Regions from separate parts of the Homo sapiens genome. Here regions 1, 3 and 4 are each linked to region 2. A link is a loop called in an ENCODE intact Hi-C map of the cell type or tissue named here. Cell type or tissue: endothelial cell of umbilical vein. All regions are shown on one strand. Each heading gives the region's core, and the rest is flanking DNA. Links, peaks and the distances in the headings are about the cores only.

Region 1 (5,688 bases), core at 765-4,764, 840 kb after region 2:
AGTAATATTAATCTTAATGAATGAGGTTTTGGGAACCCTCTTAAGTTTTGCCCCTGAGGCATGTACCTCACTTACTGCACCCTACTCCTCCCACTTTGCAAATGAGGAACCCAAGAGTGAGAAATGGAATAGCTTGATTAGGGTCACACAGCTAGCAAGTCTGGGTGGGATTCAAAGTCCGATACGTGTGACCCCAAAGCCCTGCTTCTCTCCATTGGGCTATCTTGGTGCTTCACTCTTCATTTTCGAATGTGAATGATGAGAGAGAAGGCGAGGTGGGGGGGGGAGCAGGAGGAGGAGGAGATGGAGGAGGAGGAGGAGGAGATGGAGGAGGAGGAGGAGGAGATGGAGGAGGAGGAGGAGGAGGAGATGGAGGAGGAGGAGGAGGAGGAGATGGAGGAGGAGGAGGAGGAGATGGAGGAGGAGGAGATGGAGGAGGAGGAGAAGGAGGAGAGATGGAGGAGGAGATGGAGGAGGAGGAGGAGATGGAGGAGGAGGAGGAGATGGAGGAGATGGAGATGCTCCTTATTGGTGTAGGGGTGTGTGTGGTGGTTTGGCGTGGATTTGGTGGCACAGGAAAACCCCAAGTCATGGGTATATTGCAGGAAGCTGAAAATTCAGGTCTAGCACCCAGGAAAGTGTGGCTGAATGTGCAAGAGAGGCCAGGCCCATGCAGGATGGGAAAGGAAAGCCAGTGTCCTCCAAATGGAAAGCTCCAGTGTGTACTGAATTTGGAGCAAAGGTGAACAGAATGTGACCATGCAGAATTCCCTGGGTGGGCCACAGGTGGTCAGGTCACAGTCCTGAGCCTGCTGCCAGATTCCCAGGCGCTCACCTCCACAGCTGCAGCCAGTTCACCATTTCCAGCAAGGGTAAAGCTGGCCAGAGGGAATACTCCTGGGAAGCCATTGTGGGGGTAGGGGGCAGTGAGCTCTGAAATGACCAAATGACCAAAGAGGTCACTGCAGGAGTGCAGAACCAGCTCGGGTGATGAACACAGGCCCAGACAGCCACAGAGCTTTATGGCCAAGGAGAATTTCAGAGGCCCTGGCATGAGGTGATTTAGCTCATATCGGGCACAGGAGGCTCATTTTGCAGGAAGTGGAACATAACTCTTGGAGTAGAAATAGGTTGAGGAGTCTCCCGCTGCACCTCAGTTTCCTCTGTTCTGACAGGCTGCATTTTCAGTCTTCAGGCCACTGCTAAGAGCTACGCCCCCGGCAGTCAATCCAGCCTACTCTTTAGTCTCCTCTTGCTTCTTACCTCATTAGGATCTGACACATCTTATGTGATGAGGAAACCTGGGGAGGTAGTAGACGCTTCTGGCCTTGGTTGAACAGGGGCAAGGTTAGCTTCAGAAAGGGAAGCAACCTTATTATCGGCCCTTCTGTTTCTAAACTCTACAGATACGGCCTCAAGAGCATTGGAGAAGCCCAGCCCTCTAGGCTTTCTGCTGAGAGAAATTTCCACCTTGCTGCACAGTGCGGCCGGAGAAGGATGTCTAGGGAGCCTCACCCACAAGCTGTGGGTGCGCTGTCTCCTCCAGCTGTTGCTGATTCTGTCCCCCAAGCAAGAAAGCCCAAGACTTGGTCCAAATTAGTAACCCTACAGAGAAAATCCCTAATGAAAATCCCCTGGTGAGAAAGAGATTTTAGAAATCTGTGCTAAGAAAAACTTGTTTTTTTCTGAGGAACTGTGTTGAGGAAACTTAAATTACAATGAAAGAAGACAGTGTTTCTAGATTCCTTTTTTTTTTTTTTTTTTTTTTGAGACGGAGTCTCGCTCGGTTGCTCAGGCTGGAGTGCAGTGGCACGATCTCGGCTCACTCACTGCAAGCTCCGTCTCCCGGGTTCAAGCCATTCTCCTGCCTCAGCCTCCCGAGTAGCTGGGACGACAGGCTCCCGCCATCACGCCCGGCTAATTTTTTGTATTTTTAGTAGAGACGGGGTTTCACTGTGTTGCCAGGGTGGTCTCTATCTCCTGACCTCGTGATCCACCCGCCTCAGCCTCCCAAAGTGCTGGGATTACAAGCGTGAGACACCGCACCTGGCCTAGATTCTTTAATCGTAAATGAGAACTAGACAGCTACTCATCTCTTTCCCTTTTCGCTCTGGCTTCCAGGAAATTCCAGGAAACTGCTGTAGCAGTTACATTTTTCTTTACGGTGGACATAGTTGTAGACTCCTTTTTGGGGGCCTGCTTTACTATTTGCATTGTGTTGTTTCATTTGGAAATTAAATTGCCTCAATCCTTTGTAGACATAAACAGCTTAAAAAATTAAATGCAGGATAATAAAGTGAAGTTCATCCAGGTGGAGGCTTCTTCAATGAAAAGGGCACTCAGTGACCCTCCCGGGCACAGCGGCCACCAGGTGGCACCAAAGCTTCCCCACAGCCACCTTCAGGGATGCGATTTGGCTTGAAAGCGTTTCTGTTTAGCTAGCCGGCCGGTTCTTGGGCTGTGCCACACACATTCAGAGTGACTCCAATCCAAAATGCTCTGGGTTTAGCTTTAGGGACTGAGCAAGGCTGATCTAAGGGAGTCAGGCAGCCTCTTTCAGGTGCTCAATTGATAAGATCAATATTTCAAATGTCTCAAATGGACCACTCCCAGCCAGAACAGGGCAGTGGGGCATGGTGAAGCAGCTCCATTTTTCTTTCTTTTTTTTTTTTTTTTTGAGATGGAGTCTTGCTTTGTCACCCAGGCTGGAGTGCAGTGGTGTGATCTCAGCTCACTGCAACCTCTGCCTCCCAGGTTCAAGCAATTCTCCTGCCTCAGCCTCTCAAGTAGCTAGGATTACAGGTGTGTGCCACCATGCCCAGCTAATTTCTGTATTTTTAGTAGAGAAGGGGTTTCACCATGTTAGCCAGGCTGAGCTCAAACTCCTGACCTCAAGTGATTCACCCACCTCGGCCTCCCAAACTGTTGGGATTACAGGTGTGAGCTACCGTACCTGGCCTACAGCTCCATTTTTCTATGCCACCATCCCAGATAACAGGAGGCGACACCCTCATCACAGAGTTCATGGAGGTTGTCAGTGGGACCCAGAAGGGGTCTTTTTGCCTTCACCGTGTATTCTAGTGACTTCAGTCTGAAATGAGTGTGTTGTTCCTTATAGTGGGCACATCACTGGACACGGGTCCTCAGCCCTCTAAGATGGAAATTGTTAAAAAGACCCAAGCCTGCCGACATTACCATTCATGTTTGCCTCCATTATTCACTCAGGGAAATCAGATCTTTTAAAGCCACTTTGTAAATAGACCTCTGTGCCCAAGACTAGAAAAAGCCTTCAGTAAAAGGTGGAAGAATGTACTTATATATAATCTTTAAATTCAGGTTCCTGACCCTTTGTGGTTCCATTTGTTATAATAATAGTGTGTCAAAAGGTGTTTCCCTTGAGAACGCAATTTATTCATGTCAGCTTCTCATGCTATTTTCTGAAGCCTCTGTAGTATCTGATCAATTGTATTTCTCAGGAATGCAAGAGAAGCAGAACCCTACAAATGATGAGCACATGGAGCCATGTGGCCTGGGGCGGAGAAGGAGAGGGTGACTATTCAGCTATTCCTACTTCTCTCCTGAAATTCATACCCAGGGATCACTGGTCAGAACTGGTCACTGATACCGGTCTGAGGGTATGAGGAGGGAGAAGCTGTCCACAGTTGGTTTTATTGCCCTTAAAAATCTTACAGGAATTCAATGAATCTATTCAGATGCCTCTTGGCTGACAGTTTGGAGCACTAATTCATCTACAGAAAGTAGAAAGATAGGCCGGGCGCTCTGTCTCATGCCTGTAATCCCAGCACTTTGGGAGGCTGCAGTGGGAGGAGGGTTAGAGTCCAGGAGTTTGAGACCAGCCTGGGCAACATAGCAAGACTGTCTCTACAAAAAATAAAAAATTAGTGGGGCATAGTGGTGCATGTGTAGTCCCAGCTACTCAGAAAGCTGAGGTGGGTGGATCACTTGAGCCTGGGAGGTTGAGGCTGCAGTAAGCCATGATTGTGCCACCGCACTAAGCCTGGGTGACAGTGATATCCTTCCTGTCTCAAAAAAAAAAAAAAAAAAAAAAAAGGAAAATAGGGAGGTAGGAAGATACCTCCGTTTCTCCTGATTTATTTGTGGCCGGGAGCTCATTCTAAGTAAAGTAAACATGTAGTCTCACCTGGGAACGCACTGGGTGGTACAGTCCAGTTCACTCTGCTGTGACTGTTCCCCTGCCCTCAGACCCGGAGGCTCAAGGAGCAGCCACTACTAAAACCCAATTTATTCAAGCACACATCAACCCTCCCATGTCACAAAAGTCTCTGCAGTGGCTCACCCACTGCTTCCACCAGTTCCTCTTATGCTCCTTTTAACCAGTTGAGGTGACCCAAGATGATTTCTGTAGGACTTGCCAGGTGAGTTGGGGACAGACAGAGAAAGATTTGCTCTTTAAAGCAGACACTAGGTGGTGTTTAGTGTAGGCCAAAGTGGGACCGTGAGCAGTAATTTGGGGTTGAGGGGATCTTACTTGGAAAAGAGGCAAATGAGGGATGGGATGTAACTCAACCAGAGCACTTACCAACACATCCCCTCCCTGGCAATGCTGGAGGAAGCGTAAGGCCAAGGAAACAAGAGACACGGTTCCATTAAGCGACAAAAAACCAGGGCTACAATCTAGACTTCTTACACTACAGAGCCTAATACATAGATATAATTTATGAGACAACCTCAATATTTTTCAATTGAACACATTTATTGAGCACCTACAATGTGCCAGCATCTTTTACAAGGATAATACTCCAAACGAGTCAGGATCCTCCAGAGAGTATTGGAAGCCCTTCTGGATGAGGAAGATGCTACTGGAATGGCCAGGAATGGAAGGGAAGGCTTTGGTAAATGTGTTCCTGTGATTCCCTCTCCGTGGAGGGACTGCCATTTCCATGTGGTCTACAGTGGGCATCCTCTCCCTGCTCACCTGATGCTATGGGAACATTTTGCATTTCTTGCTTTCAAATGTTGTCTATGATGTCCTTTAGGGTCACTCAGTTTGGTAGATTGGACTGTGATGAGGGCGGGTCCAGAGTTGTACTCTAAAGCAGTCCTAGGCGAGCATGTGAGCACACTGAAATAAGGACACTGATTAGGGAGAAAGAAGGAGCCAGCCCTCGGCCATTAGCCTTTTTTTTTTTTTTTTTTTTTTTTTTTTGCCTCACTGACTTTTGTTACTGATGAACTTGCTTCCCTGTTCATTGGAGGTGGTATCATCACCTCTGAATTATTTTTCTCCTTCTTCCTAATGTTTGCAGGTTGCTTTTCCTCATCAGCTATTGACTGAATCACATTTCTGGGCAGAAGGTGGAGTGCTGGTGGCTTTCCAGGAATCAGCTCTGCAGAAAGAAGCTCCTTCCTGTTCTGAGCCCTGTGGTTCTGAAGTCATTGGTCTAACCTGAGTAGCCCACTTTTTTGGCATGACACACCACAGCAGCATTAGGCGGGAGACTTAGAATTTTTGTTGTTGACTGGAGCTGGGATGTTGAATCAACCTCAGGCAGCAGCCTAGCTCAAGGGATAATAAACTATGACCCTTGGGCCAAATCTGGCCCACCAGCTGTTCTTGTAAATAAAGTTTTATTGGCTGGGAATGGTGGCTCATGCCTGTAATCCCAGTGCTTTGGGAGGCCAAGGTGGGTGGATCACGAAGTCAGG
Region 2 (5,688 bases), core at 844-4,843:
TTCCTATTGTCTCATAGTTTCCAGTCAAATACCATTTCCCAAAATTACTTGGGTTAGCTCTTTGAAATTAGCTTACTACTCTCTTGAAGATTTTTCAAGTTAAAGCAGGCATGGATAGTTTTAAGGACATTTCCAGGTACTCAGCTTCCATATATACTGTATTCCATACCTCTTAGTCATCTTCAATCTTGGCATTGCCCAAGGGCATAAACATTTCAAAACCATCAAACAAAAAAAACTTGAAATTATGTACAGTTACTGAGAGACTGGATAAGTATTGGATAATAAATCCTTTTCAAAATCAGAATGGCTTATGGGGTTTTGCTTTTAATAAAATTTCAGAAGACTAATGGAATTATCAGTTCATGATTATAAACCAGTTTTGGTGACAGATTACTATATGATTCTTGAGATACAACTAGACAAAAATTGAGGGACACTTTTAACAAAACTTTTCATTCCTATGTACTTATTTCTCAGCACTTACAGCCTTAAGAAAATGGAAGAGAATCAGTGTTAAACTTCATTGTAGCAAGAAGTTAGCATTCATCTATGGATACAGGAACTAACGGTGCATGGGAAGCCCATCCAGGTCTTAAAGAGATGAATTTTCAATACAATTTTATTTTTTATATTTAATAATTATCAGTATTGTGATACATTTTATTGTGATCAATTGTGTAGTACTAGTAATTTTAACAATTTAATCCAGAAAAACTAAAATTCTATGAGCAGGAAATATAAATTTCCATTTCTGTACTTCTTTCAGCAGTATGATAGGATGATCAATAAGACTTTCAAGTATGAAAAAGATAACGGGTAAAATTCTATCAGGAAAGTAGAATGAAGATATGATTTAATGAAGCATGTCTAAGAATTCTAGGGAAGAAATTTGGGTGTGGTCACTGACACGTGTAATTAAACAAAAACAAGTAGATCATATACCTACTAATATTTTGAGGGAATTTCACTGCCAAAGAAACTAACATTGGATATTCCAACTGCTAAACAACTTTTGGACTCCTGCTACGGGCTGCATTCACCCCCGCCGCGGCCACCCCCAATTCACACACTGAAATCTAACACCAATAACTAATAATGAGACTATATTCGGAGACAGAGACTTTAAAGATGCAATTAGATCAAAATGAGGCCTTTAGTTCAGCCCTAATCCAACTTGACTAGAGTGCTTACAAGAAGAAGAAATTTTTTGTGGCAGGGACGGGGAGGGGGCGGCGGAGAGATGATTTTAAGAAGGAAGAGTAATGATGTAAACTTAGGATTTTTAAGAGTTTTTTGTGGGTTTTTTTTGTGTGTGTGTGTGAGGTGGACGATGGAGGGTACCATATTACTGTAGTGTTTCGATTCAGTTGGATATATTTAACTTGCGTCACTATTTACAATTGCTGAAAATTACATTTTTTTCAACTACTTAAACATTTTAGACAGCAGCTTGATGTGCAAATCCAGAATGGGGCAGGGTGGGATGAGCACTGGGCGTGAGTGCAGACGCTTGGGCAGCGCCGGTTTCGTTAGAAAGTCCCTTGGCAGGCCGCCGCTGTGGCCCAAAGAGTAGGAAGCCGTTCCAGTCTCACGTCCACCTTTTGGCAATATTTGAGACCTTGTACAAGAAACACTCTTCCTGTATCAGTTTAGCTCATTTGTAAAACTGGGAGACTACTGCCTTGACGGGTTGTAAAGAAAAGAGAGAACGTTTGCGAAGCGTCTGGTGCACCTTAAGCAAGAGCGGGGAGCGCTACTGTAGACTGCAAAGCAAAGGAATCCCGACCCAAGGCAACGGGACGGTTGCGGGGTGACTCTGCCGGGTCTCCAAACTCCCTGGCGCCTGACCCTGCCTCGAGGTGGACTGGTCCCCAGGCCATTCCAGACCCGCGCCCCGCCCGCGTTTCCTTGCGCGGCTCCGCCCCGGCCGCAGGGAGGCGCAGCGGCCCCGGGAACCCGGATCCTTCCGGGACGCTTCGTTGGCCCCGCGGAGCCGGCGGAGCAGGTACGCTTGCAGGGGCCGCCCTTAGTTCTTGCCCGGAGCCGCCACAGGGCTTCGGGAGCTCGGCAGGGTGGGGGAAAGGGATGGAGTTTCGGCCTGGGGCGGCGGGGGCGGCCCAGAAAAGGCCTAGCGTCCTGGGCTGTGTGGGTGTAGCGTCCAGGGCGCGTCGGTCTCTATGGCAACGCTCCACACGCGGAGGTCGGGTACGGGTAAGCGTCTTGCCACTCACCCGCGGCCGCTTCCAGGGGCGGCCCTAGGGGAGAAGGAATTTTCCTAATTTGGGGGCTTCCACCCTTTGGTGCCACTTGGGCGGGAGGGTCGCGGGCCCTCAGTTCCCGGCGAGTCACCCCCGGCCCCAAGTCCGTATGCGTCTCTCTCAGAACCCGATCCTCCGGTGTCTGCAGCCTCTCCTGGCTGCGGAGCTGGTTCCCAGCCCCCTGCAACCCAGTACCGACTTCCCACCCTGACGTAAAATTATTCGAAAACAAGCCCCCTGCTCACCCCATTAACAACAACAACAAAACTGTATTATGCCCTAACTGTAGCATAAAGAGGAAATAGAAGGAAAGCAATAAGTAAGAAAGTACATATTTCAATCTGAAAATGCTTGGCACTACTACCCTTGGAAAATGTAGAGAAGTAGCCAGTAGCCGCGCCTGGGGAGTCGCCTGAACGTGACGGCAGCAAATGCAGATTGTTGGGTCTCCGGGACCAGGAGCAGCGTGGCCAGTGAAGCGCGTGGTTTTCCCAAATGGTGAACAATTCTTGGTAAACCTCCAAACCGAAGTGCAATCAAGCCTTGATTTACATGTAGTTGCATTCCTCGAAAAAAAAAAGAAGTGTTCATTAAAACTGCAAAAATACTTAGCATTTCGATGTAAAATAGAGTTTGGTTCTAGCCACAAACGGATTTTTCCACGCACAGGAATGTATAGGAAGACTCTCCAAGATTGTAGGGCCGCGGGGTAATCCTTTATTGTGCGGGACTGTCTCTCGAATCGCAGAATCCTACCATCTCAGGCCCCAACCACCTGTAAACCTCATGCCTCTGAATCTTGGGGAAACAGCTTCCCCACCCCCATATATTTCCAGAATTCCCCCTAGGGGGCAGTACGTCCCCACTAAGAAAGGCTGAACTATAAAAGTGCACAAGCCTAAGGACATTCCTGCTTTATAAAGGTGCGAAACACCGGATATAGTATCTTTCATTCTCAGAACAAACTTGCAAAACAGGTATTGTTATTCCATTTTAGAAATTAGGAAAGTGAGGTTTTGCCAGGTTAAGTGACTTACCCGAGAATACAGGGCAAAAGTGTATCAAAGCTGAGCTATGACCCGTGTCTGACCAAGAAACTCTGTCTCATTTCAGTTATCTGTGGCCACAAAGAAAGTTATTTGTCTCTGTCTTGGCAAGGCTGGGAGGAAAGTTTTAGCTAAGTGAGTTCTTTTACACTTTAGTCATCAGTTTTCTGACTTTGTTAGTCTTTATGAGACGTGTGTGATAAATTTACATTACTCTAATTCCAGGAAACTCAGCCCATTGGAGACCATGGATAAGTACGATGTGATTAAGGCCATCGGGCAAGGTGCCTTCGGGAAAGCATACTTAGCTAAAGGGAAATCAGATAGCAAGCACTGTGTCATAAAAGAGATCAATTTTGAAAAGGTAAAGTTAAGTTCAAATTTCTGTTAATTTTCAGTGGGATATTCAGCTGGCTTTTAATCCAATATAAAAAGGAAATTTTTATTTTTTATAATTTCGAATTTTAAGCCATAATTGATTTTTGTTAATTCAACCTCCTAAGTCCATTGTCCAAACAGCAACCAATGATCTCATTTTTAAAAAGAGGCTGGACGCACTGGCTCACCCCTGTAATCCCAGCACTTTGGATGGCCAAGGTGGGAGGATTGTGTGAAGCCAGGAGTTCGAGATAGCCTGGGCAACATAGCAAGACCCTGTCCCTGCTAAAAAAAAATTTTTTTAATGAAAATAGAAAAGAAATAAGATCACATCCCTGTGGCTCCTATGGCCCTCCTTAGGGTGCCCTGCAAGGCCCTGTGAGATGCCAGCCTCCTCTGTTGCCCTGACTTTTCTCTGTGGTGCACTTCCTCTCTCCTTATTCAGGTCCTCTACGAGGGGTTTTCTGCAAACATCCTAGCTAGAGTAGACCCCCAGCCACAATCACACCTTATCACCTTATCACACCACCTTGGTTCCTGGTTTCTTTTTTGTTTTCTTTTCTTTTCTTTTTTTAGACGGAGTCTCGCTCTGTCACCTAGGCTGGAGTGCAGTGGCATGATCTTGGCTCACTGCAATCTCCACCTCCGGGATTCAAGCAATTCTCCCACTTCAGCCTCCTGAATAGCTGGGACTACAGGTGCATGCCACCATGCCTGGATAATTTTTTGTATTTTTAGTAGAGATGGAGTTTCACCATGTTGCCCAGGCTGGTCTTGAACTCCTGAGCTCAAGTGATCTGCCCGCCTTGGCCTCCCAAAGTGCTGGGATTACAGGCTTGAGCCACTGCTTCTGGCCTGGTTTATTTTCTTACTAGCATGTATAATGCTCTGCAATTACTTTGCTCTCTTAATTATTCATTTGTTTATTGCTTGTCTTCCTCAGTATGCAGAACAGTTCCTGTCACATAATAGGTGCTAAACACATTTATTGAGTGCACTGAATGAATAGAGAAAAACTATATGTAATTGTTGGTCTAATGATTTTGGAAAATAAATATAGTTAATTAAAAATTAATAATTTTTGCTAAATCCACCTTGGTCAGTGTTTATGTCACCCTCTTTAGTGATATGTTCATTTCATAATATATTGGGACAACAATGTCCATTGTTTGCTAGAATTAATTCTAAGGCAAGTCTTGTTGGTCAGCTTCTAGAGGATTTATAAATGAGAGTAGCATAAAAAGTTCCATACAAAGTGTGTGCAAAATGGACTACCCAAGTTACACCATATGAATATACTTAATGCCATTGAACTGTACACTTAAAAATCGTTAAAATGATATAAATTTTATCTTACCACAAAAAATTGCAAGAAAACCTACCCAAACTTAAAGCTCAAGAGTAGATGACTGGCTTCCAGGGATAATGATTTATTTCCCAATATAGGTCTCTTTTTGTGAATCCATGGCATATTCATAATAATGTCCTCTTATTCTAGTGGCCCGCAATAGCTTCCTCCCATGACATTATTCTGCTCACTCTCTTTTGTTTATCTGACTGCTCTCCCTCAGGCTTATCTCTGTCTTCGCCCTGTGTATGTCCTCAACCATGTGTCCTTTTCTGATTTTCTTTTTCTGTCCATTGTCACCTAAACTGCCCCACTTCAGTGTTTACCAATAAGTAGATCTCTCTTAAATCTCTGTCTCTACCCCTGGCATCTTTCAGTACCCTAGTTCTGCATTTCTTCTGCCAGCTAGATAACTTCAGGTAATATCTGTGGTTTTGTTTTGAGGTGGAGTCTCGCTCTGTCGCCCAGGCTGGAGTGCAGTGGTGCCATCTCGGCTCACTGCAAGCTCTGCCTCCCAGGTTCATGCCATTCTCCTGCCTCAGCCTCCCGAGTAGCTGGGACTACAGGCGCCCGCCACCACGCCTGGCTAATTTTTTGTATTTTTAGTAGAGACGGGGTTTCACTGTGTTAGCTAGGATGGTCTCAATCTCCTGAC
Region 3 (5,688 bases), core at 770-4,769, 110 kb before region 2:
GGATTGGTTGTGATGTCGTCTTTGTGATTTCTGATTGTGCTTATCCGGATCTTCTTTCTTTTTCTTTGTTAATCTAGCTAGCAGTCTATCAATTTTGTTTATGTTTTCAAAGAAATGACTTGGTTTCTTTGAATCTCTGTTTTAATTTTGGGGTCTCAATTTTGTTTAGTTTTGCTCTGATTTTAGTTATTGTTTTTCTTCTGCTAGGTTTGGGGTTCTTGTTTTTCTGATTTCTCTCGGTGTAATGTTACATTATTAATTTGAGATTTTACTAGCTTTTTGAGGTACACATTTAGCACCATAAACTTTCCTATTAACACTGCTTTTGCTGCATCCCAGAGATTCTGGTATGTTGTGTTTCTGTTTTCATTTATTTCAAAGAATTTTTTGATATCTACCTTAATTTTATCATTTGCTTAAAAGTCATTCAGGAGCAAGTTGTTTCATTTCCATGAAATTGTTTGGTTTTTAGAGATCTTCTTGATATTGATTTATATTTTTATTCAACTGTGGTCCAAAAAAAATGGTTGGTATGATTTCAACATTTTTTGAATTTATTGAGGCTTGCTTCATGGTGGAACATATGGTTGATCTTGGAATACATTCGCTGTGCAAATGAGAAGAATGTATATTCTGTGGTTGATGCATGGAGTGTTCTTTAGGTGCCTATTACATCCAGTTGGTCAAGTGTTGAATTTACGTCCGTAATTCCTCTGTTAGTGTTCTATCTGAATGATCTGTCTAATGCTGTCAGTGGGGTGTTAAAGTCTCCTGACTATTATTATGTGGCTGAGTCTTTTCATAGGTCTAGAAGTACCTGTTTTATTAACCTGGGTGATCCAATGTTGGGTGCATATATATTTAGGATTGTTAAGGCTTCTTGTTGAATTGAACCCCTTATCATTATGTAATGCCCTTCTTTGTCCTTTTTTACTATTGCTGGTTTAAAGCCTGTTTTATCTGTTTTAGGAATAGTGATCCCTGCTCTTTTTGGTGTTTTGTTTGTGTGAGAGATCTTTCTCCAACCCTTTACGTTGAACCTGTTGGTGTTGTTACATGTGAGATGGTGTCTTGAAGACAGCAGACAGATGGGTTTTGTTTTTTTATCCAACTTGCCACTCTGTGACTTTTACGTGGTGTGTTTAGACTATTTACATTCAAGGTTAATATTGACGTGAGCTTTTCACCCTATCATGACATTGTTAGGTGGTTGCTTTATACTTTCTGTTGTATTGTTGTTTTATAGGCTCTGTGAGCTGTGTACTTAAGTGTGCTTTTATGGTAGCAGGTATCATTCTTTTATTTCCATGTTTAGAACTCCCTTAGGGATCTCTTGTAAGACTGGTCTAGTTTTAATGAATTCTCATGGCACTTGCTTCTCTGGAAAAAAAGATCTTTATTTGTCCTTCGCTCATGAAGCTTAGTTTGGCAGGATGCTCTTGATTAGAATTTATTTTCTTTAAGAATTCTGAAAATACACCTTCCCAATCTCTCCTGATTTTTAAGGTTTCTGCTGAGACGTCTGCTGTTATCCTGATAGGGCTCCTTTTGTATGTGATCTGGCCTTAGGATTTTTTCTTTAACGTTGACCTTGGACTGTTTGGTATATGCCTTGGTAATGTCCACTTTTTTATAGTATCTCGCAGGTGTTCTCTGGCTTTATTGTATCTAGATGTCTACCTTTCTAGCAAGATTCAGGAAATTTTCTTGAATGATTGCATCAAATATGTTTTCCAGGTTGTTTTCTTTTTCTCCTTGTCTCTAGGGAATGCCAGTAATTTGTAGGTTTGGTCACTTCACATAACCTATTTCTCAAAGACGTTCCTCACTTTTTAAAAATAGTTTTTCTTTATTTTTGTCTGACTGCATTAGTTCAAAAGACCAGTCTTCAGGCTCTGAAATTATGTCCTCTGCTTGGTCCAGTTTATTGATAAATCTTTCCATTGTATTTTGAAATTCCTTAAGTGAGTTTTTTTAATTCCAGAAGTTCTGATTGATTTCTTTTTAAGATGTTTATCTCTTCCTTCATTTGCTGAATTGATTTAGAAGTTTCCTTTTGTTGATTTCAACCTTGAATCTCATTGAGCTTCCTTGGAATCCATGCTTTGAATTCTTTATTGTCATTTCTGAGTTTTCATTTTGGTAGAAAGCATTGCCAGAGATCTAGTGTGATCCTTTGGTGGTATCACTACATGCAGGTTTTTCATGGTGCCAGAATTCTTGTACTGGTTCTTCTCATCTGGAGATGCTAGCACTTCTAATTTTTGTAACTGTTTTTATGTGGGTAGGATTTTTTCTTTATCTTTTCTTTCCTATATCATTATTATTATTATTATGCTTTCCCTTTCCCTCCTCCTTAGGTGATGTGACTTTAGAGCAATGCTAGGTAGGTCTTTTGGCCTTGCCTCTATATGCACTTCTATCAGCAGGTTTTATATTGGGTATGTGGTTTGACCTACAAGCCAGTAGATGGCGCCAATGGGTAAGAGCTGGCTGTGGCCAGTGGTGCTGGCTATATACTTGCTGTTTGTTTATTGGGAAGAGCTCTCTGTTGCCTTAGGCAATGAGCTGATTCCTGGAGTACACATTAATCTGAGCTCCCTCCTAAACCCTAGGGGAACGGGAGTTAGGTGGGGGTGTGGGAGGAAGATGGGTGGAGCCAGATGGGGAAGGTTCCCCAGTGTTGTCCTGCTCTCAGTCCAGGTTTGGGAAAATGCCTGCAGCTTTTCCTTGTGTCTTTTCCTCACAAAGTCTCCAAGTCTCTCGTTAAATTAGCTCCAGGACTTGGGAGAAACAGTGCCCTTCCTCGGTCCGGGTTGCTTGGATCCCCAGTGGAAAGGTAAGACAGAGGGATGCTGTCTGCCTCTCTCACATACTGAGGCTTCACTCGCTTTTATCAGTCGAATGTTGTCACAAGAGCTGTTTGCCTGCGTTGTCCTCCCAAGGATCTGGGGTGTCCTTCATAATTCCAGGGAGTTGTCGTTTTCTTTCTTGAATTAAAGTTCACAGAGTTGATCTTTATGTACTATCTTGCTATTTCCAAATGGCTGAGGCATGCTAAAAGCCTGTAATCTGCCGTCTTGGAAAAAAATCCTTGCATTCTTAAGAGAAATGGCACTTGGTATTGATACGTGGTATTTCTACACTGCTGAATTCACTTTGAAAAAATATATATATTTTTATATCTACATTTATATGTCAGACTGGTATAAAGTAATCGTCTACTGTATTTATGCAGTTTTGGAACCAGCTATATTAGTGTTACTAAATGAGTTGGGAATTTTTCTTTCTTACTGTTACCCAAAGGAATTTATATAAGACATGAATTATTGCTTTCGAATAGATTTAGTAAAAACCTCATCTTGTTCTTTCGTGGAGAGGTAGTGAGAAATATTTTTACCGTAAATGTAATTTATTTTCCACCTGTGGGGCAGAGGTTGCAGTGAGCTGAGATCGTGCCAGTGCACTGCAGCCTGGGTGACACAGCGAGACTGTCCCAAAAAAAAAGAAAGAAAATCAACTTAAAATGAACTCCTGGAATATTTCTGAGTGTATTTTTATACCAAGCATGTTCCTTGAACTAACTTTTCTTTTCTAGGAAGAACCGGAACTATGGTTTGTGCCTGCCTGATTGCCAGTGAAATATTTTTAACTGCAGAGGTATGAAAGATGTTACTACAAACTTTGTCTTAGGATGACTGAGTTTGCTAGTTCTGAAACATCACTGGTAGGATGTTAAGATGATTATTTTAGTCATGGTGCTTAGTGAAATTGTAATTGGAGAAGCGGTTGTTAAAAAGTCTGTTTTTGATACTTCCTTGTTTAACATGCACTGGTTAGTAGCTGGCTTAAGAATCTCTTTGGGCCAGGACTAGAGTGAGGTCAAATGAGGCGCAGAATTTAAGAGAATGCTAAAAATTGCAATAATTAAAATAAATGATTTTTCATGCAATATTTAAAAAATAAAAATTAATGCAAAAAAACCATGAGGTATACAATATTAACATTTTAAATAATGACAAGACCTGATGGGGCAGGATTAAGGTGAGGGGAGTAAAGCCATGTTACACAGATACAAAAAACATTCAGTAATCGCAATGGTTCCCTCACCTCACCTGGCCCTGCTGTTCTTCCTTCCTCATGAGAATAGTATCAAGCTTAATTAGATAAATTTTCCAAAGGGCCTTGGCCATCCTCACACCTCTTAGGTAGATAAAAGGCAACATTTCACAACTCAAAGCCTCTCCTGCATGTAAATACCTCTGCTTAGTCAACACATGTGGAGTCTGTGGCCTCTAGAAATTTCTGATAAGACAAGGTGGGCTGTTTCCACCTACAGCAGTGTTCTCAGTCATTTTTCTTTCTGCCATTTTCTTGCTGAGATGCTACCATTTCCAGCAGCTCCGCTTGAGTTGTTTGGCCTACAGTCTAGGGAAGAAGTGGTGGTTCTGCACAATGCCCAGCACTCTAATTCCACCACCTTTGGTTTTTCTAATTTGAGACACACAGATTTTGAAAATGGATGTTCTAGGATGGTGTTTTTCAAGCTATGGATCATGATGTATCAGTGAGTTGTAAAATAAAGTTACTGGGTTGTGACTAACATCTCTTAAAAATAAAATGGAATCGGCCAGGTGCGGTGGCTGATGCCTGTAATCCCAGCACTTCGGGAGGCCGAGGCGGATGGATCACCCGAGGTCAGGAGTTTGAGACCAGCCTGACCAACATGGAGAAACCCTGTCTCTACTAAAAATACAAAATTAGCTGGGCATTGTGGTGCATGCCTGTAATCCCAGCTACTTGAGAGGCTGAGGCAGAAGAATCGCTTGAACCCAGGAGGTGGAGGTTGTGGTGAGCTGAGACCGGGCCATAGCACTCCAGCCTGGGCAGTAAGAGTGAAACTCCGTCTCAAAAAAAAAAAACAAAAAAAAACTAAAGCTAAAACTAAATAAAATGGAATAGAGCAGAATAGAAAATCTGAAAAGGTTTAAGTATTGGTGTGTGTGTGTGTGTACTTCTCCGAGGTTTATTAATGTGGATTGCAACTTAAAAAATGAAAAGTTTGAAAGCCACTGATACAGAGCCCTAGACTGAAAACCAGAGACTTGTATTTCAGGCCTGTGCTGCTTCTAACTGGCTGCAGCATCTCCATGGCAGATTGTGTAGTTTTCTTTTGGTCTCAGTCTTCTCATTTGTAAGATGGAAAGAAGGGTTGGACCAGATGATTTCTAAGGTCTTTCCAGCTCTAAACTTTTATGTCTTTATGAAACCTTGAATGAGAGAAGTCTTTGATGTGACTTTGTTAATTTTGGTAATTTGGGTAGCCTTTGCCAAAAGACCACTGCGGCTAGGCGCGGTGGCTCATGCTTGTAATCTCAGCACTTTGGGAGGCTAAGGCAGGCGGATCTCTTGAGTCAGGAGTTCGAGACCAGCCTGGCCAACATGGCAAAGCCCCCATCTCTACTAAAAATACAAAAAATTAGCCAGGTGTGGTGGTACACGCCTGTAGTCTCAGCTACTCAGGATGCTGAGGCAAGATAATCGCTTGAACTCGCGAGGCAGAGGTTGCAGTGAGGTGAGATTCTGCCACTGCACTCCAGTGTGCGTGACAGAGCGAGACTCCATAAAAAAAAAAAAAATCACTGACTTTAGGAAAGAAGGTGGTTTTAGAAAGACTAAGGTACCTAA
Region 4 (5,688 bases), core at 559-4,558, 690 kb after region 2:
CTCCTGACCTCAAGTGATCCTTCTGCCTCAGCCTCCCAAAGTGTTGGATTACAGGTGTGAGCCATCACGCCCGGCCTCACATTATGCCTTACCCAATTATTTTCAGATTGGCCTTCAGCCATAGCATATGGGAAACAATATACTGTTAGAGTTTTCCAAGTGCTTTTCATGAATTTTTTTTCCCTTTTTAAAATTTAATGCTTTATTGCTAACTTTCCTGATCTGAAACATTTATTAGGCAGTTCTTCATTTTCAGTTGTAGCCTTTAAGATATTTATATAGAAGGCTGTCATAGAATGCCATCTTCTTTTGTAGGACAGTTGTGTGTGTGAATTGATTTTTTTTTTTTGAGACCATATTTGTAGTGTGATGTGTAGAAGGAAGTAACCAGAATGGTTTTATCTGCTTCTTTGCCCTACATTCAAGGTCTGCTTGTGATAGTATTTAAAATTGAGTTCAGTGCTGAGTTCAAGATGGGATTTAACCAGACTTTTACAAAGGTAGCATCTGTAGATTTTGTAGCAGTCTACTCAAGGAGGTGATTAATCTTGAGAGACTAGACAGATTTCTTTTAGGTCAAATTAAATTTTACCATTATTGCTGTATAACTCCATTCACCTATCTTTGAAAATATGTTTACATCTTGGTTTTTATTTATACGTTTATTTTTAAAAAACATATTTCTAACATGTTTTTTATTACATGCTTCACTAGAATAAAATTTTCCCAAGTTATTATTACCCAGTTTATCCTGAAATCTTAGCCTCAGGCAGTCCTCCCACCTCGGTCTCCCAAAGTGCTAGGATTACAAGTGTGAGCCACCGTGCCTGGCCCCAGTCCATCTAATGTATGTATTAGATTCTTAGAATATTACTATTTATTAAGTAAAGTTATATTTCTGATAGCTTAATTACTCCTTATATGACAGCATAAACACTATTTGCCTGGCACTACTTTTTAGGCATTCCCCAGACCAGTTTGTTAATTTCATTCAAACTTTAGATTCCAGTTCAAGTATAAAACTCAAATTCTGCCAAATTATTAATATTTCAGATATATTGAGTTTATATTATCGTCTTTTGTAGTTATACTTAGTCTTATCAATTATTGAATTTCCCTAATGTTATTATTATTTTTTTTTACAAAGTCAAACTTTAGTGATTCTGCAGTTCTTATGGTGACTTACGATTTCTTACATTATTACTCTTCAGTCTATTATTAAATCAAATTCCAGGATGGAGTTCCTTAGTCGTTACATTAAAACAGATATATGGAACTCCCCCCTACTTTTGCTTAAGTCATAGTATTCCATCTGTTTTTAATGCTGTTGTATTTTTAACATAAGGAATTACGTGGTTGAATAAAGGAATTGTATCGGAACACAGTCGTGTAACGGAGTTACTTGAAACTAAAAATATATTTCTTATACTGTGGAATTCTAACATGTTTTCTGTAGCTGTAGACCTTAATGTATTCTGTTACCAGATTTTTATATTCTAGCAGATTTTATTTTAGAATACCAAACACATTTTTAATTTTGAAGAGTATTTGTTTTGAACATATAATAAATGCACATGGTTAAAAAAAAGTTGAAGTATTATAAAAAGTTACCCAATTGTTTACTTCCTTTCTATGGAGGCAACCATGGCTAATCAGTTTCTAACGTATCCTTCAGAGATCTTTTTTATGTGGTCAAAGGTTTTACAAGGGTTAATGTCTTAAGATGAATATTTTAGAGTTTGACATCAAAAGACTCATTTATACTACACTACCTGAGATTTTAACAATAAAAATAATAATCTTACTGAAATCTAAAACAAATGTGAAATTTGTAATTCTGGCCTTGGAATATTGATTTAAATATAAGCATGTTAGGCCTTTATTGACTTAAGTAATTCTGTTTTGTTTGTAATATGTTATTACCCAGTTTGTGTATTTATCCCTATAATTTAATGAACCTCCTCCACCTTTAAAAAAATTAACAGTATTAATGACAATGAATTATTGACTTGACAAACATGATTAGCACATCAGAAGATTTTATGACCCGTTTAAGGGTAAGGTAGCATTCCTATGCCCCTCCTCCACTACATTTTCAGTTTCTTAGGTAAGTGAAAATAATTGTTTTCCTGAGATCAGGTTAGTTTATATTTGGAGGAAATTACCTTTTCTTAGTATTTTCAAAATTTTTTTTCAAAATTTGTTGTAACATTGCAAAAGCATTTTCTTTCAAAAATAACATAGGTTATAATAGATAATATCTGTTTACATTAATTCTTTAAATTTTCTTATTATTGAGATTTTATGCTTTAACTGAGTAATTTAACACCATGGTAATTGGTTGTTGAGAGAACTATAATAGGAAATTTTAAGTGAAGTAAAAGGTTTTGCTTTATATTATCTTGTGGCAGAACTCTTACTTGAGGTTTTTGACCAAAATTAAAATGAAAAATTTTTAATGACAGATTGACTCCTGTTAGTAAGTAGCTCTAGAGCTAGAACATTATATTTTGCATTATATTTTCTAGTGATATGTTTGGATTTCTTTATGACAGGAACCACTGCTCTGAGAGTAAAACGTGAATTTATTCTGCTAATAGCAAAAGTAAACTTTTAGTCCCTCTACTGGCTGTCTTTGTTGTAGCAGAGCTTAGATTTTTTTTTTGTTTTAAATATATCATTATAATTATGATAAAGGCTACTTATAACTTTATGGCCAAGGTGAATATTGACAGAACTTCTAAAGGATTGTCTCCCAACTGAGTGACTTTATAAACATACTTACTTAGGAATAACAATGTAAAATAATTGCTCTTAAATATAAGGATTTGGGAATTATTAAATTGCGTAGGCTTGACACCAGATAGTGAATAACATTATATTGCAGTAATTAAGTTGTAACTCTCATTTAGACTTTGGAGGTGTTAAAACTTTATTTTTTTGTAAAACATGACAAAAAACAATACTGGCAGACAACTAAAACTTTTTTAATTTGCTGGGTAAACAATGTTGACAGAGAAAGATGACATTATGCAGCAACAAAACAGTGCAAAACAGTATATAAGAAAACTTTCTTGGAGCTACATGTTCACTTTCTGCTAGTGATGTAGAAATTCATGCTTAAATAAATTTGTTAATGTCAAACATTTATATAATAGAGATGGGGGCACATTTTTCCTGAAGAAATAATAAAACAACCTTGTGTGTATAAATTACATTAACTTAATCATTATTCTAATTTTTGTAGTAACTGATTATTGCTTTTCTTAGTGTGATTCTTGACTAAGCTCTTTAATCTTAGAGGGGAAAGAATCTTAGGCATGGCGGGATAATTGGTACAATGAGGATGATAATAATATTTTTCTTTTTTCTTTTCTATGTTTGATCTTTATCTGACTTTTCCAAAATTTAAAGTCACTAAAGAACTTATTATTTTATCTTGTGTTTGTGTATATACTCTCTGAAAGTTGAAGTTATATTGTTTTTAAAAGTAAACATTAGTATATATTGTGTTTTGTTTCAGTGTGTGTTGGGGGAAGATACACTGATTTTATACATCAAGAAATTAATGGCTAAGTAATTACAGAATCACAGGAATCTACCAAGTAAAGGAATAGTTTTACTATAGTTAATTTTATTGCAGAAAGGATATATTAAAAACAAAACAATCTGATTATAATGCCATTCCTTGTTGGGTAAATATGGCACAATCCAGGTTAGTATGGAATTATGTCCAAGAGAATTTAGCAGCTGCCAATAGGACCTCCAGGTGGTACAGAAAGACCATGTGGATTTTAGAATTAGAATAGCTTAATAAGGTTCTGGCTTTGCCACCATCTAGGCCACCTTGAGTTATATCATTTAATCTCCCTGAATATTTTACCTCACTAAGTTTTTTTAGGGTCAAATGAGATAAGTGCTTTATTGTTATTATCAAGACGATAGCAGTAATGTTATTGTTATTATAGTAATTTCAGGCCCGTTTAAGGGTATCCTCTGTGGAGAGTATTTTGTGTAAGACTAGTCAAGTTTCAACTAAAAGCTTTGTTTTGTTGTCTAAGAAAAAGTAACTTTGGTTTTAGTGTTTGAATTTAGCTTAATTAAATTTAATAACTCAGACTTTCTGTTAAGTTTTAATATATTTTAACTTAATTTTGTAGACATGGGCCTTTAAAAAGTATTACCTTTCGGGTGGATGTCATCATCTATATGAGTCTGCTACATGGTAGATTATTTTTCTTTAATTAGAAGTATGATTAATCTCTTGCCTCTGAAAGATAATTCTAAGTGTGCTTATACAGGAATAAAAGTGAATGGGTGTCAGACTTTTGGTCAGAAAATCTGATTTCTTTTTTTGAGACGGAGTCTCACTCTGTCGCCCAGGCTGGAGTGCAGTGGCACGATCTTGACTCACTGCAACCTCCACCTTCTGGGTTCAAGGGATTCTCCTGCTTCGGCCTCCCGAGTAGCTGGGCACTACAGGCATGTGCCACCACACTTGGCTAATTTTTGTATTTTTTCATGGAGACGAGGTTTTTCACAGTGTTTCCTAGACTGGTCTCGCAGTCCTGACATCAAGTGATCCGCGTACCTTGGCCTCCCAGAGTGCTGGGATTACAGGCATGAGCCACCACTCCCAGCCTGATTTTGTTTTATGTTAAAATGTAGAAGTGATATAGAAGACCCTACTACAAATATTTGGTCCATGCTGTGGTGGCTTTTAGAGCTTTGCTGATTTTTTTTTGAAAGGCACCAAGTCAACAAAAGTAGTTTAGCTTAAGGGTGGAAGCAAGATAATATAGTTTCGAAGCTATTAGGACCTCTTGGTTTTCTTTATCTCCCTTAGGCAATTTTTGAGCTAAAATACTGGTAGAGACCAAGAGAGAGATTTATTGTTATGTGTACATATGTTTATTATGTATGAGAGTAGAGATTATATATCATACACTTAATAGTAACCACTCAAATCTTTGAATGGCCAACACGAATGAGTAGATAGTGGATGGCTGAAAGACACAAGAGGGAGATAGTGCTCCTTTTTATACTCTAGTAGCCCAGCAAATTCATGAGTTGTTATGCGTTGAATTTGGGGAGTACACATTTATATTGAGGTAAAGGTAACATACATTTTTTGAATCTTTTTGAAGTTTGAGTAATTCTAAATGGTTCTGTGAACCCAGGCTGATTTGTATTAAGCTATATTCAGTGAGTCAATGAATAAGTTGAAGTGTTTTGTGCCCAGTACCTGCTTAGTGGTGTGGAAAGAAATATGACATATTCTTTGCCTTCAACATGTTCAAACACATGAAAAAATAGCAAGCAATACAAGATGGTGTTTTTTTTTTTTTAATAAATTGTGGTAAACACAACAAAATTTACTGTCTTAACCATTTTTAAGTGTATACTTCTGCAGTGTTAGATATATTCACATTGTGTAAGATGGTGTGTATTTAAATTCATATTTAAATTAAAAATTATTTGAAAAGGTGGGAGGATAGATGTTGTAGGGAAGTGGTATTCAAATTGTGCTCCATGGAACCACTCAAATCCAATTTTAAAGAAACATTTTATTTACCTTATTTATTTAATTTAAAGTGTAAAAACTACCACTATTAGAATATGGAGATGGAAAGATGTGATTACTAAAGGCCATAGTAATCAGGGAAGGCTTCGTGGAAAATGCAGAGA

Evidence for each region. Hi-C counts contacts between places; a loop is a spot of excess contacts. Peaks named below come from ENCODE experiments on the same cell type or tissue, not always from the same donor. Only the 100,000 strongest peaks of a DNase experiment are listed, where the experiment ranks them.
Region 1: a loop joins it to region 2, with 4 times the contacts of the local background. A loop is called at or near these places in 3 of 110 quality-filtered maps.
Region 3: it touches region 2 in a loop (7-fold over the local background); 4 of 110 quality-filtered maps call a loop at or near these places.
Region 4: a loop joins it to region 2, with 6 times the contacts of the local background. A loop is called at or near these places in 8 of 110 quality-filtered maps.

What each region holds. Positions count from the first base shown.
Region 1 is chr13:51,283,268-51,288,955 of GRCh38, reverse strand. FAM124A (family with sequence similarity 124 member A) reads right to left here. Exons shown (of 4, transcript NM_001242312.2): 4 at 4,717-5,688. Among named protein-coding and RNA genes, the nearest start is that of SERPINE3, 54 kb to the left of the region's middle. In endothelial cell of umbilical vein, for the core only: a CTCF peak has its summit at 2,366 (motif pointing right); a DNase peak (open chromatin) is centred at 2,415.
Region 2 is chr13:52,125,349-52,131,036 of GRCh38, reverse strand. It overlaps NEK5 (NIMA related kinase 5), which reads left to right and starts at 1,964. Exons shown (of 24, transcript NM_001365552.1): 1 at 1,964-2,008; 2 at 3,375-3,442; 3 at 3,533-3,671. The coding sequence starts at 3,555. LOC101929657 (a long non-coding RNA gene) reads right to left here and starts at 2,142. Exons shown (of 2, transcript NR_110306.1): 1 at 1-2,142. In endothelial cell of umbilical vein, for the core only: CTCF peaks have their summits at 1,915, 2,909 and 3,112 (motif pointing right); DNase peaks (open chromatin) are centred at 2,176, 2,426 and 3,116; H3K4me3 peaks cover 1,512 bases.
Region 3 is chr13:52,233,192-52,238,879 of GRCh38, reverse strand. It overlaps the pseudogene TPTE2P2. Among named protein-coding and RNA genes, the nearest start is that of NEK3, 76 kb to the right of the region's middle. In endothelial cell of umbilical vein, for the core only: a CTCF peak has its summit at 2,476 (motif pointing right); a DNase peak (open chromatin) is centred at 2,446.
Region 4 is chr13:51,432,116-51,437,803 of GRCh38, reverse strand. The region is part of intron 3 of INTS6 (integrator complex subunit 6); the gene reads left to right. Among named protein-coding and RNA genes, the nearest start is that of INTS6, 18 kb to the left of the region's middle. In endothelial cell of umbilical vein, for the core only: a CTCF peak has its summit at 2,629; a DNase peak (open chromatin) is centred at 2,593.